2 separate regions of the Mus musculus genome follow, and region 2 is linked to region 1. The links are chromatin contacts, found by POLR2A ChIA-PET in ENCODE. All regions are on one chromosome and are shown on one strand. The core of a region is the stretch at or near the end of the contact, and the rest is flanking DNA. Distances in the headings are between cores, read along the strand shown. Region 1 holds the start of Wbp1l (WW domain binding protein 1 like). Region 2 holds the start of Taf5 (TATA-box binding protein associated factor 5).

The links. ChIA-PET counts read pairs that join two places held with the same protein, here RNA polymerase II (POLR2A).
Region 2: POLR2A ChIA-PET joins it to region 1 with 13 read pairs in Patski. The contact joins the promoter of Taf5 here to the promoter of Wbp1l in region 1. POLR2A ChIA-PET finds 5 or more read pairs at or near these places in 2 of 5 experiments (Patski and embryonic stem cell).

What each region holds. Positions count from the first base shown.
Region 1 is chr19:46,597,484-46,600,577 of GRCm38, reverse strand. Wbp1l (WW domain binding protein 1 like) reads right to left here and starts at 1,472. Exons shown (of 5, transcript NM_001177812.1): 1 at 1,285-1,472. The coding sequence starts at 1,374.
Region 2 is chr19:47,066,258-47,069,356 of GRCm38, reverse strand. It overlaps Taf5 (TATA-box binding protein associated factor 5), which reads right to left and starts at 1,609. Exons shown (of 11, transcript NM_177342.3): 1 at 1,031-1,609. The coding sequence starts at 1,592.

The DNA.
Region 1 (3,094 bases), core at 223-2,722:
CCACAGTGATTCACTTTAGAACTGTTGGTTTTGTTCTGTGACTTTCAGCTCACTTGAAAAAAAAAAAATCTTATCAAATCACAGAGCTCGGCAGAGGATCAAGAGTTCAAGCCCTGCCTGACCTACATTGCAAGATCCTGTCTCAAACAAAACAAAACTCAATTATTTTGGGGTTTTGGGTGTTTTTCTTGTTTTGTTTCTTGAAGAGGATATTCGGGAGAAAAATAAGATACGTATGTGAAAGGGCTGCCCTTGAGCTCTAAGGGGAAAGGTAAGAATTCTGCTAACAATTTCTGCTCTTCAGCGTGATGTGACGTGCTAAGCTGCACAGGCTGTCCCTGTGCCTGTGGAAAACAGACAATGATGGGAAGAAAGGGGAGAAACCAAAGGAAACGATAGAAGCTTTGCCAGATTTAACAGGGGAGGGGTGATTCCCCCTACAGCACCCCACCCAATCTGGCACCAAGAGTAACGCTTCAATTAGGGTTTCGAAACGCCAGCCCAAGCTAGAATCAGCATAAGCAGGCATCTCGGCCCTGGACTCAGGAAGAGCAAGCCACCCAGCAAGAAAAGCTAGGGTGCTCCACTTGCTGCCGATATTGGCATCGGAACCACCCTCTGCTCAAAAGCCCTGAGCTGGCTCGCTCGGATCAGCACTAGTGACTTCTTCCCAGGACAGCTAGCCTAACAGCACGGTTTTCTCACACTCAAATGTGCCCCTCCTCCTGAGGGGTTACTACTTCATCCCTACTATCTCCCAAGAACCTTACCTCCAGCAACAGCCCACCAACGTACTATGCCTTACAGCATTAAAAATAAGAGTCAGGATGCCCTCAGAACTTTTCCTTTGTCCAGCCTGAAATAAATACCATGCTGAGCCCTCCTCCCTCTGGGGCCAGTGCAGTAACCTGGGATCCCAGCACACACTGGTGTGCACACAGTCTCTGGCTCCGGACTCTACTGCGGAGCAGAAATAGGGCCCACGGGCGCCAGTGTGCGGCGATCTCCGCGAAGAGTCCTCCAGAGCACCTACCATAACTACCCTCTCAAAGGACCCTCAAGTCGCCTGGCACCATTGCCTCTGCCACCTTCTTGACATCCAACTCGTCACAGGTGTCCCTCAGCTAAACATCAACACCCCCACCCTTCACCTGGTCCACCTTAGCCATGGGCTTCCCTCCCGAAAACACTCAACTCCTTGCAAACAAACCTCTTTGAGACCCCCCTCCAACCAGGCCTCGACCGCCCCAGACCCCCAAGCTAGCCCAGAAGCCCTCCCCTTACCTGCGGGGGCTCAGCCCTCACTGACAGGGGGCTGGGCAGCGCCTGGAGGAGCAGGAGCGCCATGCCACCCAGGAGCCTTCTCCTCTCCATCCCCCTCCTGCTCCTGCTCCTCCGCCACGGCGCCGCCACCCCTCCTCCTCCCTCTCTTCTTCCCTCTGCTTCCTCCTTCCCTTCTTTTCCTGTTTCGCTCTGCCCTCCCGCTTCCGGCTCGGCTCCACCCCGCCCCAGGCAAAGGGCCCGCCCAGATGCAGGGGAGGGTCTCCAGCTCCCGCGCCTCATTGGCTCCTACTTTCTGTCCATTGGTCAAAAGAACTGTGAGTCAAATACCAGTCCCAGCCACCCTCGTGCTAGGTGATTTGGCCAATGAAAAGTGGGAGGAAGCTGGGCCATCTTGAATGCTGCGAGGTGCAGAAAAGTGCAGAGCGCCCCGCCCCGCAGAGAGTGGCGGAAGTAACAGGAGCTAGGGACACGACCACCCGGATGCATTGAAAAGGTTTACAGTATTTCAGTCATTTTGAGTGTGGCGGAAATGTTATGTTCCCACAGTTAAGTGGAGGTAAAAGAAAGAAAGAAAAAAAAAAGTGGTGAGGTATAATGATTCTAAAGCGTGCTTCCAACTGCAGTCTATAAGCCTTTGGTGCTTTTTGTATTAAAATAAGTAGAGGTAAAAGAAAGAAAGAAAAAAAAGTAGTGAGATATAATGATTCTAAAGCGTGCTTCCAACTGCAGTCTATAAGCCTTTGGTGCTTTTTGTATTAAATTACAGGAAGCCCTATTATCAGGATCCTTTTTCCAAGCTCACTACCCAAGCAGCAGCTTTGAGTCATTTGAGTCCCCTATTAAATAGCACCTCTCTTAGCGATAGTGCTCTGCTACCCCCAAGTTTCAAGGACAAAACTCTTCAGACCCTACTCAGAAATAGCTCTGAGACCCACCAATCATTGCTTCATCCATGTTATCTTCCGGCTAAATGAAAATGGCTTCCCTTTGCCCCTCCACACACCGCAAGGACAATACTAGTCCACACAAACCCACACATCACCATGTAGCTGCTTCAATTTGAGAATTCTTGTCCAACAGGGCAGGAGGATGTATCACTCTGTGGTAAATGGCTTGCATGGGCAAGGCCCTGAGTTCAGACCCTGGTATGGGCCATAAGGAACAGAGAAAGGGAAGAGATAGAGGGAGGAAGAGAGGGAAAAAGAAAGAAAAAATTACACTTCAATTAGTTACAGGATGTACTTGGCTAGTTTTTGATGTAGGGTCTCTTCCTGTTGTCCATACAAGCCAGAAACTAGGTAACTCAGGCTGTCCTCAAAGTTGTGTTAGTAGTTCCCATGCAAAGCCCTCCTGCTCATTATAACTGCTGTTCAACACCTTACAGGCCAACTCAACTAAATGGATAAGGGTTTGGCAGCGGGTGGGGGTGTGGCTGCTGCCGAACCGACCTTGGCTTTCTAGGAGGGACAGTGAAAGTGTTCTGGATTACAGTAGTGACAACTGTAGCACTTTGTGACTGGACTGAACGTTACTAAACCATACAATTTAAAGGGCTGGATTTGGCTAGGTGTGGAGGTGCATAGCTGTAATCTCAGCACTCACGACTGCATAGCCTGAGCTTCATCGAAAGGAAAATACCAATTTCATGCTGTCTGAGTTCCATTTTACTGTCTAAGTGGGTGTGGGGTTAAATCACAGCTGGGATCTCGGCACTCGAAGTCCTTTGGTACAACTGTGTGGTGTCAGATGAATGCTGGCAGCGTTATATCCTCGGGCTCCATCTCAGACCTACAGAACCGGAAGCTGGGAT
Region 2 (3,099 bases), core at 360-2,859, 470 kb before region 1:
CTCTCCAGCCCCGAGTTTAAAATTTTTAAGTTTGGTGTATATTAAAGACAAGTTTCAGGTAGCTGGGACTCTCCTTCCACCGTGTCGGTTCTGAGGACCCAACTCAGGGGATCATACATGGCAGCAAGCGTCTTCATCCGAAAGTGTTTTACGATATGGATTTGTGACAAGTTTCTGGGAGAAACGTGGACATGGGTTGTCAGTAACTGGAGTCAGGAACTAAACTTTCAGAACTAGGCACATTACTCATTACATCTTAGACTCGTAATAACTTACTTAGTAAAAAGGCAAAATAAAATAAAATAACCCCCCCAAAAAAAAACCTTTAACTGACATCACACAAGAAAAAGCAACAGAGACAAAAAGGTCTGCCCCACTCCTGCCCGTAGACTTAAGAGTTTTCAAAAGCTCTGCAAGGCAGATTCCCAGACTCTGCCCTTACAGAGTTTAATAAGCCTTAAGTGATGCTCAGAAATCCTCTAAAACACTTAACACCAGCGGTTCTCAGCCCACATTCTAAGAAACACTTACAACCTCCACTCTGGAGGTGTTATCCAAAGCAAGCCCTTCCGGCTTTGCTCAAAAAGTCCGTTGTCTCGTCTCAAAAGGAGAGATGAGAACTATACAGTTGTGAAAAATCAAGACACGGAAAGTACCTGCTGTACAATAGTAGTATGGGAATGTGACAGTACGATACTCGTGTTCACGCGAACCCAATCCTAGGTTCCTAAGTCTAAGTAAGAGCAGAAACCCCGAAACCCCTAAGGTTCCCCTCTTCTGTCAATCCCCGGTCCCTGGCGCCTCCCTCGACTCCACAGCCCTGCTGCTCAGCCTCTGGCTGGAACTGACAGCTCAGAAGAGGGTTTGACTGCGCAGCCGGCGCAGGAGCGAAAGGGGCGGGCGTGTGGCCCTAGAGGCGGGCCCAGGAAATTCAAAACAAGCCCGCAGAGGTGCAGGCCCGCCAGCCCTCGCCTTCCCGGCTAGCTCCCCTTCCAGCCGGCGCTCCTCAGCCCGGGAGCCCGAGACTCACCCTTTCCCGGAGCCGCAGGACCTGAGGCTGAACCCGAGAACACCGAGGTCACCGAGGCGCCCGTCCCCGGAGGCTCGGGGGCCGCAGAGCCGGGAACTGAAGCGGTGACCCGGCTGAGAAGCGCGCTGGCCGCCTCCGCGCCGGCCCCGTCCAACTCTCCCGGAGCTCCGGAGCCCGCCACCGCCTCCTCCAGCAGCCGGGCCTCCCGGCGCAGCGCCTCTTCGGCCTCGCGGAGGTTGCTCTGCCGGAGGAATTGCAGCACGGCCAGGAGGGTCTGTCGGTCGTGGGGAGCGCCGGCCTCCGCCGGAGCGGCGGGCACCGGGGCCGCCCCCGCCGGGGCAGCGGCGGAGACAGCCACCCCAGGCTTGGGGGTCCCGCCGTCCCCGCCGGCCGCCGCTGCCACTGCCACATTCCCGCCGCCGCCGCCGTTGGGGCCGTTGTTGGGAGTGCCGCCGCTCCCCTCGCCTGCGCCGTCGCCAGCCTGCGGAGGTAGCAGCGTCGGCGGTCCCTCAGGCTCTAGCTTGACCGCCACCTCCGTCTGCTCCTCCGCCAGCGCCGCCATCTTGCGGCTGAGCCACCTCGCGCCGTCAAGCGTGACTGCGTTTTCGCCACATGGAGGGCGGGGGTAGGGCGTTTCACGACAGCCGGGGCAGGCCATTTACGGCAGTGGGAGGAGCTAGCGAGGAGAAAAGGCACGAGAAAGAGCTACTTTCAAAACCGAGCGAAAGGCAGGCAGGAAGTGGGAGTTGCTTACCGTCAGTCTCTATTGCATTTGCCTGCTAATTACCGTTTATTGCATTCAGGCGATGAGATAGCCGTTTTATATTATACGAGCTCTTTTAATTCAACAAGTTTAAAGGTGCTAATCCCTGGAGTCTTTACAGACGGCTTAACCAGAATCCAAAGAGGTTAAATACCATGCTAAAATCACACGCGAAGAAAACGATTCACGCCCAGGTATTTAATTCAAAAGCACATAGCATTTATCAGAAAGAGGCCTCCTAGTTACTGGAAAGGCTCTCTGATGCTGTGGGCTGAGCAGTGGTTACTTTTTCAGTTTTTCTTTCTTTCTTTTTTTTTTTTTTTTTTTGGTTTGGTTTGTTTTTTCGAGACAGGGTTTCTCTATAGAGCCCTGGCTGTTCTGGAACTCACTTTGTAGACCAGGCTGGCCTCGAACTCAGAAATCCGCTGAGTGCTGCGATTAAAGGCGTGCGCCACCACGCCCGGCTCTTTTTCACTTTTTATTCCTGTAAAAATCTAGCTTTGTGAACTTTACAGTATATGTTATATCGTTTATTTTTTTTAAAAAAGCCTTTAAGCTGGATGTAGTTTCTAAAAATAAATTTAAGCCGAAGATAGAGGTCACAGGATCGCCTCAGCAAGTTCTAGATCAGTCAGGGCTACACTGTCTCCGGAGACCTTGTCTCCAACAAGAACAAGAACAACAAAACCAAAACCAACAACAAAATCAACTATAAAGTTAAAGAGAAAAAAAAGTTAATTTCTTCTCATTCCTTGTTACCAAATAAACCATTTCTGTCCTAAGGAAAAAATTTTTTTTCCTTTTTAAAGAAAAGATTAAGGCAGGGTCTTATGCACGCAGGCTGGCCTTGAACCTGCTGTGAAGTTAAGGGGGACCTTGAATTTCTGGTCCTCCTGCCTTCACCTTCCAAGTGTAGGGGTCCAGCTAAAAAGTTTTTATATAGACGTTTTTATGACTAAAATGTTTCTACTGTGTATTAATTACCCATTGTTACTATTTTGTTGTTGTTTGGGGCAGTACTAGGAAGTGAACCTCACCCTGCCTCTTGAATCCTAGGCAGTGTTCTGCTGCTGGGCTACAACAGCAGCCCTTACTTGGAAGGAGATGGGAAGAAGGTGTCTGACTTGGGGAAGTATGGCCACCTTTGTCCTCTCTACGCGGGTCTCTGAGAGTCCAGCGTCCACGTTGTGCTTTAGCTGAGGCTAATGACTTCAAGTACAGTGTTTCCTGTTTCACCAGAAGAAATAAAGTCACTGGGTGCCTAGGAGACCCTTTTGTTATCTTGTTTCTGTCTTCTTCCTTTCTG